3 separate regions of the Homo sapiens genome follow, and regions 1 and 3 are each linked to region 2. A link is an interaction called in ENCODE POLR2A ChIA-PET data of the cell type or tissue named here. Cell type or tissue: GM12878. All regions are shown on one strand. Links, peaks and the distances in the headings refer to the core of each region. The heading gives the core; the rest is flanking DNA.

Region 1 (5,670 bases), core at 293-5,292, 150 kb before region 2:
CCTGTCTCTACCAAAAATACAAAAATTAGCTGGATGTGGTGGCCTGAGCCTGGGAGGTTGAGGCTGCAGTGAGCCATGATGGCGCTACTTTGCTGAGTGATGGAACAAGACCCTGCCTCCAAAAAAAAAAAGAAGAAAAAAGACACACACATTAGCCTAGGCCCACACACGGTCAGGATCATCAATTTTGTGGTCTTCTACTCCATGTCTTATCCCACTGGAAGGTTTTTAGGAGCAATAACACATGGAGTTGTCATCTTCTATGAGAACAGTGCATTCTGGAATACGCTTTGAAGGACTTGCCTGAGGCTGTTCACAGTTAACTTCCTTTCAATAAGTAGAGAAAGTCCACTCTAAAATAACGATTAAAAGTATAGTCTTGCCGGGCATGGTGGCTCATGCCTGTAATCCCAGCACTTTGGGAGACCGAGGTGTGTGGATCACCTGAGGTCAGGAGTTCGAGATCAGCCTGGCCAACGTGGTGAAACCCTGTCTCTACTAAAAACACAAAAATTAGCTGGGCATTGTGGCATATGCCTGTAATCCCAGCTGCTTCGGGGGCTGAGGCAGGAGAATTTCTTGAACCCGGGAGGCAGAGGTCGCAGTGAGCTGAGATGGTGCCACTGCATTACAGCCTGGGTGACAAAGCGAAACTCCGTCTCAAAAAAAAAAAAAGTATAGTATTGGACTTTTAAACGAGTAACATAAACCCGTAACATAGTCCTTTATTGTCTTTATGAAGTATTATGTACTGTACATAATTGTATGCACTATACTTTTATATGACTGGCAGTGCAATAGGTTTGTTTATACACGCATCACCACAGACACATGAGTAATGCATTGTGCCATGAATTTGCAGGGACCACAATTAGATGATGGAACTTTCCCAGCTCGTGTGTGTGTGTGTGTGTGTGTGTGTGTGTGTATGTGTATGTATATATGTGTGTGTGTGTGTATATATATATATATAGAGAGAGAGAGAGACAGACAGCACGTGTCTTGCTCTGTCGCCGAGGCTGAAGTGCAGTGGTGCAATCACAGCTCCCTGCAGCCTCAGCCTCCCGGGCTCAAGCATTCCCCTGCCTCAGCCTCCCCAGTAGATGGGACTATAGGCGTGCACCACCATGCCTGGCTAATTTTTGTATTTTTTGTGTAGAGAAGGGGTTTCTTTATGTTGCTCAGGCTGGTTTCAAACTCCTAGGCTAAAGTGATCTGCCTGGCTGCCCGGCTTGGCCTCCCAAAGTGCTGGGATCACACACATGGGTTACCACACCTGGCCTCCATTATAATCTTAACTATCATAAATGTGGTCTGTCATTGACCGCAGCGTCCTTACGTGGTGATTTTAATGTGTGAAAGTTGAATCAGTTAGGCATTAATGTATTCAGCAACCACTTATTAACAAATAAGCAAGAAAGAGTTAGGTAATAAGTTCACCACTAAAACAGGACTTTTTAAAAATTATATTGAGTGAAAAGAGCAAATTGCAAGAAAGATACATATAAATATGGTGCCATTATTCTAAATTCTTAATTATTGGAGTGAAGTTTTACTTGTGTCTGTAATGTTCCATTTTGTTAAACTGAGGCAGATACAGTAAAAAATGTTAATATTTGTTAAGTATAGGTGGTACATGTTTGGGTGTCTTATATTTTTTTCTACACCTTTGTACATTTGAAATACTTCATAATTAAACATTTTAAATTTTGTGTCAGTTTTTTTTTGAGACAGGGTCTTGCCCTGTTGTCCTGGCTGGAGTGCAGTGGCATGATCTTGGCTCATTGCAACCTCCACCTCCCGAGCTCAAGCAGTCCTCCCAAGTAGCTGGGACTACAGGCGTGCACTACCACACCTGCCTCATTTTTGCATTTTTTTGTAGAGGTGGGGTTTAGCCTTGTTGCCCAGGCTGGTCTCGAACCCCTGGGCTCAAGCAATCTGCCTGCCCTGGCTTCTCAACATGCTGGGATTACAAGAATGAGCCACTGCACCTGGCCATCATTTTTAATTTTTAAATTAGTGAAACAGGGTAAGGATGTGATAGGAAATGACAGGGGCTTTTTCACGTTGATTGGCAGTGGAGAGACTCTCTCTGGGCAGGTGACATATGCTGAGACCTGAATAACAGGAAGGAGTCACTCATGCAGACATGCAGGGAAAGAATACTCCAGGCAAACAGCTGTTGCTGCAGTCCTGAGGCAGGAGCAAGCCTGACGTGTTCAAGGTAAGGCTATTTTGTCTGGCGGGAAAACCACAGAACAGTTGTACTGTGCTAGCTACCTCAGCAGCTGTGGAGGTGACTACCCCAGCGTTACTGGAAAATGGTCATTTCATGTCTGAATACTTAAGTTGAAGGAAGAACACCATTTTTAGAGCTACCTAATGCTTCCACGGAGTTTCTCATGTGGGGCTTACAGACTGATGGGGTCCTATCAGAAGGCTTCAGAAGCTGGCTTAAAGGGTCTTAATGGCCAAGTCCAGACACTTTGAGCATCAAAAAGCAACAAAGCGATAGATTATGATACACAGTTTTTAAGAATTGTGATTTCCTAGTCAAAGAAGCAGAGAAAGGAAAAAAGCTCTTGTTTATAGAAGAATGCCTGCTAAGGTAGAAAGAATGATAGAAAAGGACTGTTTTACAGATTCTAGCATAATCATTGATTTAGGCAAGGACAATTAATAGATCCTGAACTCTTTGGATGAAAGTTGTTGAAGAATAGGATATTCAAAAAATTCCATGACATGAAAAACAGAAGGTTGGAGAGATGCTGTTATAGTGAAGTATTTAGGAATGGAGTGATACTTTGTCTGCAGCTAACTCTCATCAAAAGGTTCATTTTTAAAAAGCAGTGGGGTGTGTGTGTGTGTGTGTGTGTAGAGAGAGAAAGCAAATGTGGCAAGAAGTTAACAGTGAACCTAGAAGGTGAACTGTGTGTGTGCATTAGAACTTTTTGTGTGTGCGCACTTATAAATGTTGAAAATTAATGAGCTGTGATGCCATCTCCAAAGGAAAAATAAGTAAAAATAAATGTTGAAAATTAAAAGTTGGAGGGAATGCTTATTTCTATTTTAAACCCAAATCCAGGCTGGGCGTGGTGGCTCACGCCTGTAATCCCAGCACTTTGGGAGGCCGAGGCAGGCGGATCACGAGGTCAGGAGGTCGAGACCATCCTGGCTAACACGGTGAAACCCCATCTCCACTAAAAATACAAAAAAATAAAATAAATTTTAAAAAACCCAAATCCAACTTACTAATATTTTTTGCTGTTTGATGTAATTGTGCTATTTGGAGCTCTCTGATAGATCCAAATTCTCCCTTATATGGTGATACTGGTAATTTTTATATTACATCTTTTTTTTTTTTTTTGAGATGGAGTTTCACTCTTGTTGCCCAGGATGGAGTGCAACGGCGCGATCTCGGCTCACCGCAACCTCCTCCTCCTGGGTTCAAGCGATTCTCCTGCCTCAGCCTCCCGAGTAGCTGGGATTACAGGCATGTGCCACCACGCCTGGCTAATTTTGTATTTTTAATAGAGACGGGGTTTTTCCATGTCGGTCAGACTGGTCTCAATCTCCCGACCTCAGGTGATCTGCCCGCCTTGGCCTCCCAAAGTGCTGGGATTACAGGCGTGAGCTACCATGTCCAGCCATCTTTTTTTTTTTTTTTTTTTTTTTTTGAGTAGGAATCTCACTCTGTTGTTCAGGCTGGAGTGCAGTGGCAAGACCTTGGCTCATTGCAACCTCTACCTCAAGCAGTTCTCCTGCCTCAGCCTCCCGAGTAGCTGGATTACAGGTGTGCACCACAACACCAAACTAATTTTTGTATTTTTAGTAGAGACGGGGTTTTACCATGTTGACCAGACTGGTCTCGAACTCCTGACCTCAGTGATCGCTGCCTCGGCCTCCAGAAGTGTTGGGATTACAGGCATGAGCCACCATGCCTGACCTATTACATCTATTGTGTAGGTACTATGATATGCCATACATTGTGCAGAACACATGGCATGCATTAGTTAATCCTCCTAACAGTTCTTGAGTTAGTACTCATTTCCCCTTTTAAAGATGAAAAGACAGATGCTTAAGAAGATATCACTAAAGCAACAGAAAAAACATTTCATCTTAAGAATGAAAATGAATTTGTTAGACAGGCTAGAAAGAATATTCACTGATGAGAAAGCACAATAGAAGAATTTATTTTATTTTTTTCATTAGTTATTTAGTTTATTATAAAAGAGAAATATGGAAATTATTTACATGATGAAAGATTTCAGAACTTCGGTGGAATGGGCAGCTTCATGTTGATGCCATTTCAATAGTGACTTATTTCAGTTTACGTACTTTCCAAGAACGTCACCATCTCTAAATAGGAAATAATCCTTGTCATCTAGAACTACTTTGGTGCCTCCATGTTATGGGAGAAGAACTTTATCTCCAACTTTCACACGAACTGGTTGAATCTCTCCACCCTTTCCTTTAGAACCCGATCCAACAGCGACTACTGTTGCTTGCAATACTTTTCCTTGAGATTTTTCTGGAAGCATAATGCCTCCTTTGGTTACAGTTTCAACAGCACTCCTTTCAACCAATACTCGGTCAAAGAGTGGAAGAAACTTAAACGCTTGTCCTGCCATGACTCCCTCCACCTCAGACTCGTACTCTGCTCTAGTGTCAAGAATTTATTATAGTGTTACTAGGCATGCATGTTTTTCTGGCCTTGAACTTGTCCTACATACAGCCCACCCTGGAGAGGCAATCTAGTATGGTGGTTTAGAGCACAGTCCGTGAAGCCTGAAGCCAGAATGCCTAGGTTCAAATCCCAGTTCTACTATCACAAGCTGCTACTGCCTTAGAAGGACTTCTCCAGGATTCTATACTGGGAACCTCTGTTGTATTCGTTTCCTATTGCTGCTATAACAAATTACTGCAAACTTAGTTGTTTGAAATAACATTAAGTTTATTATCTTAACGGTTCTGGAGGTCTGAAGTCCAAAATGGATGTCACTGGGCTAAAATTAAGATGTCAACAGGGCTGCATTTCCATTTGGAGGCTTAGAGGACAATCTTTTCTTGCTTTTTAGTTTCTAGAGGCCACTCTCAGCCTCTGTCTTCAAAACCAGCAACATTGTATCTCTCTGTGTCTTTGCCTTTCTTCTATGGGAACCTCTTCCTCTGACTCTTCTGCCTCCCTCTTCCACTTTTGAAGACAGTTGTTACCATATTGGGCCACGGTGATAACAGATAATCTAGGATAATCTCCCTATTTTAAGGTTAGCCTTATATTAGGCTGATAAGCAACCTTAATTCCATGTACAACTTCAGTTTTCCTTTGTAACCTAACATATTCACAGATTCCAGGGATTAAGGCATGAATATTTTTGGGAAACCTTTTTTTTTTTTTTTTTTTTTTTTTTTTTTTTTTTTTGCCTACATATCTATGTTTAAATTCTAAAGTTGTGTAAGGCAGCTGGGGCCAGGAGAAGATTATTCCAAAGTGGAGATCCTTGCCAATCCTGAAGATGACTTGAGTAGAACCAGTAATTGGGTTTGAGCTAAAAGGAACTACTGGGTGGCGTATGTACATGTTTTTTATTCTCTTACTAGCATAAAATATATATAGTAAATTCAGCATTTTTTTTTTCTTTTTTGAGGCAGGATCTCACTTTATTCCCC
Region 2 (5,670 bases), core at 353-5,352:
TTGGATTTTGGAGGTGGGTAGCTTTGAGTTGTTAAAATCTAGTGTTACTGTATTGTGGTCAGAATTCATTGCCTTTATGATATGTTTTTGTTTTTTATGAGATTCTCTTTATGGCTTCTTAAGTGATCCTTTTAATAAATGTTTATTTAAAAAGAATATTTGGATCTACTTCAGGGACTGCTTACATAGACACTAAACTTTTCTTATATAGTGGAAACCTTCTGGACTACTCAGAGATTGTTCCTTCTCTGATCTCTGGCCTGTCCTGCCTTCTCACATTCTACCTTTTCACATCCACCTGGGACTAGGTAGATGAGAGAGGAGATTGGGAGCAGTATTAGCTATATGGGACAGTCTGAGGCCCAGACATTATATGAAGAACCTCTTGTTTGGACTGGTCATCCTTCAACATGTATAAAACTTTCCTAAATTGTTACCATAAAGGGATTGTCTCTTTAAGAACCCCCTTTTGGTTCATCTTGACTGTGCAAGTTTTTTAATTTAATGAAGGTAGGTCATTTTAGAAAGAATTTAGTTTATGATAAAGGACAAATCGCAGCTTTTGCTGTGTTAATTCTTGGTGCATGGGCTAGAGGGGAGATAGAGAAGGGGTTTAGCATGATGCTTTATGAATGGAGAGTCATTTGTTCATTTTGTCTGCTTTCTTCCTCCTCTTCTGTGTTTGCACACACCCTGTGTTCTGGAATAGGGTATCACTCTGGTCTTTCACTGTGTTTCGTGTTGCATTGCACAGTGGTGAAGGGTCCAGGCTTTGGAGCCAATCCACTTGGGTTTGAATCCTGTCTCCACTGCTTATTAACTGTGTGACTATGGGCAAGTCACTGACTCTGTGTTTTGGTTTACTCATTTGTTAAGTTAGAAATAGTACCTACTGCAGAAGGCCATTGAAGGGATTAAAGGAGATATAATATGTATAAGTGCTTAGATAAAGTGCCCAATAAATGTACCCAATATATTCAATAAATGTAAGTTATTATCCTTATTCCACTGGACAGGTGGATAGCCTGTTTCACATTTGTCTATGACATTATATCACTTTGCACAAATAAAGGATAAATTTCAACTGCCTAACATTAAAAAATAGGACTAAGTGTTAACTGCCTAAATTTTTTGAACTGCTAAGTATATGAATCTCTTGAGTACTATTGCAGTGACCACAAATGTTAATTGTTGTTGTCACTGCTTAAATGATGATGTACTTTAGGAGGAAAGACTACAATTCATCGATGCTTTTATAAGTTATATATGCTATGTTAAGGAGTTCAACATGTAGATAGTCTGATTTTTAGACTTTATTAAAATCACTATATCAAATATTGAATTAATTAAAATTTCCCTAAAGATTTTGACCTGTAACGAATGTTATATTAATAAGCTTTTTCTTGGCCAGGGCGGTGGCTCATGCCTGTAATCCCAACACTTTGGGAGGCCGAGGTGGGCAGATCACCTGAGGTCAGGAGTTTGAGACCAGCCTGGCCAACATGGCAAAACCCTGTCTTTACTAAAAATACAAAAATTAGCTGGGTGTGGTGGTGGATGCCTGTAAGCCCAGCTACTCAGAAGGCTGAGGCAGGAGAATTGCTTGAACAAGACTTCATCTCAAACTAAAAAAAAAAAAGCTTTTTCTTGCCCCCTTTGCAGCATCAGTATTCCCATTCGGCTGCTAGGTCTGGGGTCTGATTTCGATCTCGAAAGATTTTAGTAATTAACTGTGATGGTCCTGTGCATGAATTAGTCATTGGTTAAGGATATAGTCATGCTCATAAGCAGCCTTATTTCATTTTTATTTATTTATTTTAAACGCCCAAAGCAGGTAGCACTTAGAGAGTTTGGTCTGACTGAATTTAGTTCTTGTAGTCTAAGGCTAAATATTGTAAAACCGATTAAATCCAGGGGGGCATAGGATAAGACCTATATCATGACTGCAAGACACATTGTGCTTTTGGGGACCTAGGAGTGATGGGGGAAGGGAAACTCACTGGTTAATAATTTCTAAATTCAATACTTGTTTTTGCTGAGAGTAGGAGTGATGCTATACATTCAAAGATATGGACTGCTTCTTGTTCTCTAATGTCTGGTAGAGAAAGCCTATGTATTTAGGTGTCCTATCCACTCTCATCTAGGTTTACTTAACTGGCAGTGTTTTGCCAGAATTGCCTGTGAGGTCCGAGGTAGCTATGCTGGCATTTGGGTTGTGGGGTGTAAGGTGGGGTAGAAGGTTGTAGAGAGGAGCCTGGTGGGTCCTGTGAAAATGAGGCTGGCCTTCACTTCCTGCTGCTGGTGGCTGTAAGGGGGGTGCTGTATGCTGTTGCCCTCCTCTCCAGGGAGCAGGCAGCCCAAGCCAGGAGGCCATTGTAAAGCATTTACCAGAAGGCTGGCAACTGAGGATGACTGCAAGTGACTACACACTGTTAAGGTCCTTCTTGCTTAGTACAAAAGGAACATGGGAGTGTGGTTAGAGACCTGGGCACTTTGCCCAGCTCTGTAACCCATTCCCTGTGGGACCTCAATGATTGTCTCTATTTTGTGTGTGTGTGAAAAATGGAGAAGAATAATGCCACCTGCTTCTTTCTAAGGATGTTCTGAGGATTAATGAGCTAATCACCTTGGATGAAGGCAGTAGAGCCTACCCTGGTTATAATTTTCATTGCTTCTCCAGGGAAGCTCCAGTTTGGGGGAATGAAATATTGGAAAGAAGATAGGAGGGGATAGGCTGTCTACAGCTTAGTCGGTATATTTGAAGTCCAACTGTAGATCAGGCTCCTTTCTAGCTGAGGAATTTCAACTAACCTAAAATTTCTACATATTTTTTAGAAACAACGCCAAGCCAAATGTCTGACCTGCTGTTTGCGGGAAAAGAGCAGATGTCCATTCTGGGAACATATTAATATAAGATGTTAGTGGTTTTCTCTCACAGTACAAGAAGATGGGTAAAAAGAGAATGTAGATTTATATGGCATTTACTCTTATTTTCTTATTGCTGGTGTGCTCTTTTTGAGAGAGTTGGTATTGTTTCATTTAGTAGATTTTTCAGGTTTCTTTCAGAAAGAAACTTCATACAGATCAAGCCAAAACAAAACAAAAAAATATAAACACACAACAATAGCTTTAAATACCAAGGATGTCAGCATGAAATTAAAATAAATCAACTGACATTTCTGCTTTGAAATTTTTTAGTAAAACTAATTTAAACCACAGCGAAAGCTTTCTTATAAGGGAAAGTTTGACCTTTTTCAGTGTTTTTAATTTAAAGGTATTGACATTGGGGTGTTTTTGGTTAAAATTTGCTTCAACCTTCTAAAGTCTTTTGGGATTTTGGTCAATCCTTGGTTGTGGAATAGCAAATACAGTCAATTTTGTTGGTACAATGTAGTTTTCAAAGACAAGGTCTCTGAAGTAGTAGATACGGTATCCCCTCCCACCCATGTGTAACTGTGAAAAAGAACACTGTTGTCATGTGAATTCTTATTTTTTTTTAGCTTGCCTTTGAAGTAACTTTCACAGAGAATTCCTGTTACCTGGAAATTGATGACAGACTTACACCATTTCCTTTTTTTTTCTTAGACGTTCCATCCTCAGAGCAGCCTGAACTGTTCCTAAAGAAACTTCAGCAGTGCTGTGTCATTTTTGACTTCATGGACACGCTATCTGATCTTAAAATGAAAGAATACAAGCGCTCCACTCTTAATGAACTGGTGGACTACATTACAATAAGCAGAGGCTGTTTGACAGAGCAGACTTACCCTGAAGTAGTTAGAATGGTGAGTTTCTTTTTTTCTCCGCGGACACTTTTAAGCATCTTCCATAGTGACTCACAGGTGTATATATTGCAAGAGTGAGGTCATTGGAGGTCAACTCCACAAATGAGAGCCAACCTTTGGAGAGCTAAGCAAATGTAGTCGGCACAGTGCTAGAATTTGAAGAGCATGATTTCATGAGAACGAAATCCAGAACTTTAACTACGACAGTGCTGAAGCAATAAATGACTTCAAAATATGAAGCCAAGATTGCCAGGGTATTACTGGATTTCTAGCTTTGGCAAAAGAAAAGACACAGGAAAATAACAAAAGTCTTAGATCCGTGTTTGAAAAATATTCAAGCCTGTTGGATGTCTTTTTTTTTTTTAATCTTATTCATTGTGGTATATTAGAAATGGCTTAATGCTTAATAAAATTGTGATTTGTAGAATGTAGTTAAGGCCTCTCTTGGGCTTTATAACTAACGCTTCTCTTTATAATCTCCTTGAAGTCAGGGTTGATACCTTTTATGATTTTTGAATAGTGTCTTAGATTTTGTGTGGTCATTAGGAGTTATGAGGAAAAACATTATTAACATAATGTGAGTAATTACATTCTTACTGTGTGAACAATTATTTTAGTTTTTCAAAAGCTGAGCCAAAATGTGGTTTTCTGATAGATTTCTGTGGGAGAGTTGCCTTTCTTGGCATCCCAGAAGATCTTGGAGCTGGAGAGTGCACGCTATTTGGGGATGGGCTTTGCAGGGTGGGGAAGCTGGTCTACTGACTGGTGAAATAGCCTCAGAGATCCTTAAGGTCAGTGCATCGTTGAGGAGTCCATTGCAGGATCTGGCACACTCTCTGTGTACTGCGGAACATCTGCCTGGCTTTTGTATTTAGTTCTTTATCATTTGTATTCAACCAATGCAGAAAAGAGACTTTTGTGATGGAGTAGATATGTTTAAAAATGATAGTTCAGATTTGCAAAGGCACTTGAATGATCTCAGCGTGAGACTGTGACTGAAATAATGAAGGTCATCTGAAAACGATGCCCAATATATTCCTCAGTTCTATATCTGAATGTATATTGGATTTGTTGTTAATTTACAGGAATGTAGCACTAGAATGTTTTGTAGGTTAAAGATGACCGTGTGGCTCTTGAGCAGTGCTTCTCAACCAGGTGTGATTTTACCTTACAGGGGACATTTGTCAGTGTCTAGAGACATTTTTGGTAGTCACAACTAGATGTGAGAGGAGAGTACTACCAGCATCTAGTGGGAGAGGCCAGAGATACTGCTAAACATTTTACAATGTACCGGGTGGCCCCCACAATAAAGAATTATCTGGCCCCAGATATCACAAGTGCCACTGTTGAGAAACCTTGCTCTTGAGTTTGCATGCTATCTAAACCTCTTAATGTGATGCAGAGGATCTTCTCTAGTCTACCTGCCTTCTGCAGAGCACAGTCCCTGGTTTTAGCCTACCTGTATCATCAGCCAACAGAGGTATCGGTTATGACTTTCTTCTGTATCTTCCCATGGATAGTTCATGAATATATAAGTATATGCAAACATATGTATAAATATTTTTTTTTGTAAGCACACAAATGGTGGCACACTATGTATTTTCTGTACCTTGCTTTTTTCACTTAGCAATATATATTTCAGTACATATAAAGTTGCCATATTCTTTTTATAGCTGCATAATATTTATTGTGTGAATGTACCATATTTAAGCAGTACTCTATGAATATCCTTATACACACATCAGTTTGCCTTTGTATGAGGACATCTGTATACTTATTTATTTTTAAAAATTTAATTTTTTAAGAGCAGTTTTAGGTTCACAGCACAATTGAGAGGAAAGTACAGAGATTTCTCATATGCCCCTGTCCCTGCACAAGCACAGCCTCC
Region 3 (5,670 bases), core at 191-5,190, 260 kb before region 2:
TGAGCCAAGATCATGCCACTGCACTCCAGCTTGGATGACAGGAGCTAAACTCCATGTCAAAAAAAAAAAAAAAAAAAAAAAAAAAAAATATATATATATATATATATATATATATATATATATATGTATATACATATATATGAATTTTTACTATCCTAATTTTACAGATGACAAAGTAATTTTAACATTGTATTTAATTTGAATTAGTCTTATCAGTAAAGTTGAAGAACTTTCCATAGGTTTATTGACCACTTATGTTTCCTTTTCTGTGAGCTGTCTATTCAAAGCATTTCTTTTATTTTTTTTCACTTAGATTATTGGTATTTTACTTACTGATCTTTACAGATTTTTAATTTTTTTATTGCTATGGGTACCTAGTAGGCATATATTTATAGGGCACATGTTGATTTTTAAAAACTGTATCTTTTTTTAGTGGTTGCTTCACCTTAAAATAATATTACATTAGTTCAAGTATAGCATCAGAACCTTGCAACAGTATATTTCCACTTATCCCTGCCCTCTCTTTGTCATGCATTTATATCCATATATGTCCTAAGGCTCACAATTCATCGTTATTATTTTTGTATAATGTTCCAATGTATGATATAGAATGTCCCAATATGGTTTTGGAACTGGTATAATTTTTCTCCTACCTAAAGAGCCTCTTTTCACATTTTTTCTACTATAGATCTGCTGGTGATAACATTTCCTTAGCTCTTTTATTTGAAAAATATATTGAATTAATTTTGGAAAAATATTTTCATGAGGTACAGAATCCAAAAATAAAGATACAGAATTCAGAATTCTAGGTTGATAGTTTTGTTTTTTCTCTTGGCACTTCTTTTTTTTTTTTTTGAGATGGAGTCTTGCGCTGTTCCCCAGGATGGCATACAGTGGCCCAATCTTGGCTCACTGCAACCTCCACCTCCTGGGTTCAAGCAGTTCTCCTGCCTCAGCCTCCCAAGTAGCTGGGACTGCAGGCGAGCACCAACATGCCTGGCTAATTTTTTTGTAATTTTAGTAGAGATAGGGTTTCACTGTGTTGGCCAGGCAGGTCTCAAACTCCTAACCTCAAGTAATCTGCCTGCCTCAGCCTCCTAAAGTGTTGGGATTACAGTTGTAAACCACTGTGCCCGGCTACTTTTGGCACTTTTAGTACTATGTTGTACCATTGCCTTCTGGCTTGCATAGTTTTTGACAAAATATCTGCTGAAATTCTTATTTGTGATCCCCAGTACTTAATATGTATTTTTTATTCTGGCTGGTTTTAAAATTTTCTCTTTTTCTCTAGTGTTGAGCAATTTAAAAATGATGTGCCTTAACATGCTTTTTCTTTGTATTTCTTCTGCTTTGAGGTCATTGAGCTTGAATCCATGGGTTTGTAGTTTTCGTTATATTTGGAAGATCTTCAGCATTATTTTTAGAATTTTTTTCCTCTCCCTTCCCCACTTCCATTCGGTTCTTTGGAAATTCCAATTTCAGTACGGGTGTGGTGGCTCATGCCTGTAATCCCAGCACTTTGGGAGGCCGAGGCTGGCGGATCACGAGGTCAGGAGATTGAGACCATTCTGGCTAACATGGTGAAACCCCAGCTCTACTAAAAATGCAAAAAAATTAGCCGGGCATGATGGTGGGTGCCTGTAGTCCCAGCTACTCGGGAGGTTGAGGCAGGAGAATGGCGTGAACCTGGGTGGTGGAGCTTGCAGTGAGCCGATAACGGATATCATGCCACAGCACTCCAGCGTGAGCGACAGAGTGAGACTCCGTCTCAAAAAAAAAAAAAAAGAGAAATTCCAATTTCATGTGTTTTAAACTGTTCATTCACAGGTCCCTGAAGCTCTATTCTTTTTTTTTTTTTTAAGCATTTTTGCTTTCCCTGCTTCCTTTTTTACAGTTTCTGTTGCTATGGCTTTAAGTTCACTTACCTGTTCTTTTGCAATCTCTAATTTTCTGGTAATTTTATCAAGTAGGATAGGGTATAATTTCAGATTCTGTGTAGTTTATATCTAGAAATTGCATTTGGGTCTTTTAAAAAATCTTCAATTTCTCAGCTCATTATATTTCTGTATTCTTGAGTAAGTTCAGAAGATTTTTAAAAATTACAGTTGGGTCCTGGGCACGGTGGTTCATGCCTGTAATCCCAGCACTTTGGGAGGCCAAGGCAGGTGGATCAGCTGAGGTCAGGAGTTTGAGACCAGCCTGGCCAACATGCAGAAACCTCCTCTCTACTAAAAATACAAAAATTAGCTGGCATGTTGGTGGGCGCCTGTAATCCCAGCTACTTGGGAGGCTGAGGCAGGAGAATTGCTTGAACCCAGGAGGCAGAGGTTGCTGTAAGCTGAGATTGTGCCACTGCACTCCAGCCTGGGTGACAGCGTGAGACTCTATCTCAAAAAAAAAAAAAGTATTATTGGGTACAGAGACTCACTGTCACCCAGGCTGGGGTGCAATTGTGAGATCTTAAACCCAAGAGCCTCGAACTCTTGGGTTTAAGGGAACCTCCTGCCTCAGCATCCAGAGTAGCTAGGACTGCAGGTGTGTGCCACCATGCCTGGCTAATTTTTTAAATTTTTTAATTTTATATTTTTAATTTTTTTGTTTGTTTTTTTGAGACTGAGTCTTGCTCTGTTGCCCAGGCTAGAGTGCAGAGGTGTGATATTGGCTCACTGCAACCTCCACCCCCCGGATTCAAGCGATTCTCCTGCCTCAGCCTCCCAAGTACCTGGGATTACAGGCGCTCGCCACCACACCCAGGTAATTTTTGTATTTTTAGTAGAGATGGGGTTTCACCATGTTGGCCAGGCTGGTCTTGAACTCCTGGGCTCATACTATCCTCTCACCCCCGTTTCCCAAAGTGCTGGGATTACAGTACCTTGCCCAGCCAATTTATAAGATGTTTTATAGCAATCTTAAGGTATTTATCTTCTAATTCCATCATCTTTGTCATCTTTGTGTGTTTCTATTATTTCTCCTGATTATAGATCATATTTTCCTAATTCCTTGCTTGGTAATTTTTACAGTTTTGGATTTTGTTGTATTTCTTTACATAGTCTTGGAGTTTGTTCTGGTGTGCAGTTAAATTACTTGTCAGTTTAAATCCTTCTAGGTTTGATAGGATGGTCCAGAATAATCGTAGGTTAAGGCTAATTTAGCTTCACTACTTACATGATAACCTTCTAACCATTCTACCCAATTCCCTCTTCACTGCTTGATGGGAAAGCAATTGCAAGCTTATATGAGCTTTGGGAATTGTTTGGCCTGCTCCTCTCCACAGTGGTTTTTTCTACAGTCTGGTGGATTTCTCCCCATGCATGCACAGATTAGTACTCAGCCAGCAACTTCATGAGTTCCCTCTACATATCTCCAGGGCTCAGTCTCTGAGATTTGTCTCTCCAATACTCTGTCCTGCAAATTACAGCCTCTTTGGCTTCTGAGGATACTAGTCTTTCTCCCCTTAACTCAGGGAAACTGCTGGACTCAGTTTTGATTCTTCCTCCTGTGCTACAGCCTGGAAACTGCCTCTAGCAGCAGGATAATGCAATCACAGGGCTCATTTGTTTCCCTTTTCTCATGGATCTGAGTTTCACAAGAGTGAAACTCCGGCTCAAAAAAAAGGGGGTTTTATTCGAACAACATACAAACACACAACAGAATGCTTCATAAGTCACTTTAAACAATAAAATAGACAATAATAACATACATATTTTTATAAGCATACTCAGGTATACTAATGACAGTTGCACAGGTACAACAGTTATGAGCAGATGAACTGTATTCATAAGGTCATTGGCTGGGTGCGGTGGATTATGCCTGTAATCCCAGCACTTTGGGAAGCTGAGGTGGGTGGATCACCTGAGGTCAGGAGTTCGAGACCAGCCTGGCCAACGTGGTGAAACCCTGTCTCTACTAAAAATACAAACAATTAGCTGGGCGTGGTGGCAGGCGCCTGTAATCCCAACTACTTGGTAGGCTGAGGCGGAGAATCACTTGAACTCGGGAGGCAGCGGTTGCAGTGAGCCAAAATCACAGCATGAGCAACAAGAGCAACACTCCATCTCAAAAAAAAAAAAAAAAAAGGTCGGCTGGGAGCAGTGGCTCATGCCTGTAATCCCAGCACTTTAGGAGGCTGAGGCAGGAGGATCTCTTCAGCTCAGGATACCAGCCTGGGCACCATGGTGAAATTCCATCACTATAAAAAATATAGAAAGTTAGCCAGGCGTGGTGGTGTGTGCCTGTGGTCCCAGCTACTCTGGAGGCTAAGGTGGGGAAAAATCACCTGAGGCTGCAGTGAGCTGTAACCACATCACTATACTCCAGCTTGGGCAACTCAGTGAGACCCTGTCTCAAAAAAAAAAAAATAAATAAAAATAGAAGGAGGTCAAGGCTGGGCATGGTGGCACATGCCTGTAATCCCAGCACTTTGGAAAGCCAAAGCAGGAGGATCACTTGAGGCCAGGAGTTCGAGACCAGCCTGGGCAACAAATCAAGACCCTTTCTCTACACAAAATTTAAACATTAGCCAGGTGTGGTGGTATGTACTTGTAGTCCCAGATACTTGGGAAGCTGAGGTGGGAGGATCACTTGAGCCCAGGAGTTGGAGGCTGCAGCGAACTATAATCATGCCACTGTGTCTTAGCCTGGGAGATAGAACGAGACTCCATTAGTAAAAAATGAAAATTAAAAAAAATAAAGAGTTAAAAAAGTGAAGTACAAACATTTATCACTATGGCTGGTAATTGTGTGCACTCCACTTTATTAACTGTGGTCATCTGAAATACCATGATAGACAATCTGAGCCTTTTGATGAGATCCATCAAAAACCACATGGGCCAGCTACCACATGTGCAGTCACCCAAAGAGTCAAGATCTCAAGAAATTTTATCTTTCACAAATGCAGATGTACATCACTTCGTTTATTAAGTTTCTACATTTTTACCTTGTGAACCAGGGAAGTTGATGGTGTAACTCCCAGTCCAAGGCTGAAAGCCTCAGGATCTGGGTGGTTGCTGGTGTAAGTATGTGCTGGAATCCCAAGGCTGGTGAGCCTGGAGTTCTAACATCCAAGGCAGCAGAAGAAAAGTCTGTCCCATCTCCCAAAGAATCCAGTTAACCTTCTGGATATGTTCTGTCTGGGCCTCCTGCAGATTAGATGGTGCATGCCAACATTGAGGGCAGATCTTTCCCATCTAGTCCACTCTGACTCATACACTAATCTCCTCTGGAAACATGCTCACAGACACACCCAAAATGATGCTTTACCAGATTTCTAGGTATTTCTTAATCCAGTCAAGCTGACACCTAAAATTAAGTCCACAAATTCAAACCTTGTCAACTTCACACCCATATGTATGAACTGTATATAATTTCCATGTAAAGACAATAGCAAGAAAATACTTCACCTAACATGATATGGCTATCCCACATACAACCAAAAATGTGCTAAATTTCTTCCCTAGATTTTGGCTTTCAAATTCCAGGATTTTAATATTTTGGGTTTTTAATTTTCAGGATTTTAGATATTAGAGATTTTAGACTTTAGAGATTTTGATCTTTTGGGATTTCAACATTCAGGATTGTATCTTTTGGGATTATGACTGACACCAGTTCTGACATAGACCGTTTAGGCCACAGAGCCTAAATAGTTGCTATCAGGCTCTTTACAAAAAGCTT

Evidence for each region. Peaks named below come from ENCODE experiments on the same cell type or tissue, not always from the same donor. Only the 100,000 strongest peaks of a DNase experiment are listed, where the experiment ranks them.
Region 1: POLR2A ChIA-PET joins it to region 2 with 5 read pairs; 2 of 35 experiments call an interaction of 5 or more read pairs at or near these places.
Region 3: POLR2A ChIA-PET joins it to region 2 with 7 read pairs; 3 of 35 experiments call an interaction of 5 or more read pairs at or near these places.

The regions. Positions count from the first base shown.
Region 1 is chr14:63,600,470-63,606,139 of GRCh38, reverse strand. All of the region lies in intron 2 of WDR89 (WD repeat domain 89), which reads left to right. It also overlaps the pseudogene HSPE1P2. Among named protein-coding and RNA genes, the nearest start is that of WDR89, 39 kb to the left of the region's middle. In GM12878, for the core only: no CTCF peak of the experiment used is centred there; no DNase peak of the experiment used is centred there.
Region 2 is chr14:63,451,801-63,457,470 of GRCh38, reverse strand. It overlaps PPP2R5E (protein phosphatase 2 regulatory subunit B'epsilon), which reads left to right. Exons shown (of 14, transcript NM_006246.5): 3 at 3,586-3,782. Among named protein-coding and RNA genes, the nearest start is that of PPP2R5E, 89 kb to the left of the region's middle. In GM12878, for the core only: no CTCF peak of the experiment used is centred there; a DNase peak (open chromatin) is centred at 2,463.
Region 3 is chr14:63,713,433-63,719,102 of GRCh38, reverse strand. All of the region lies in intron 1 of SGPP1 (sphingosine-1-phosphate phosphatase 1), which reads left to right. Among named protein-coding and RNA genes, the nearest start is that of SGPP1, 12 kb to the left of the region's middle. In GM12878, for the core only: no CTCF peak of the experiment used is centred there; no DNase peak of the experiment used is centred there.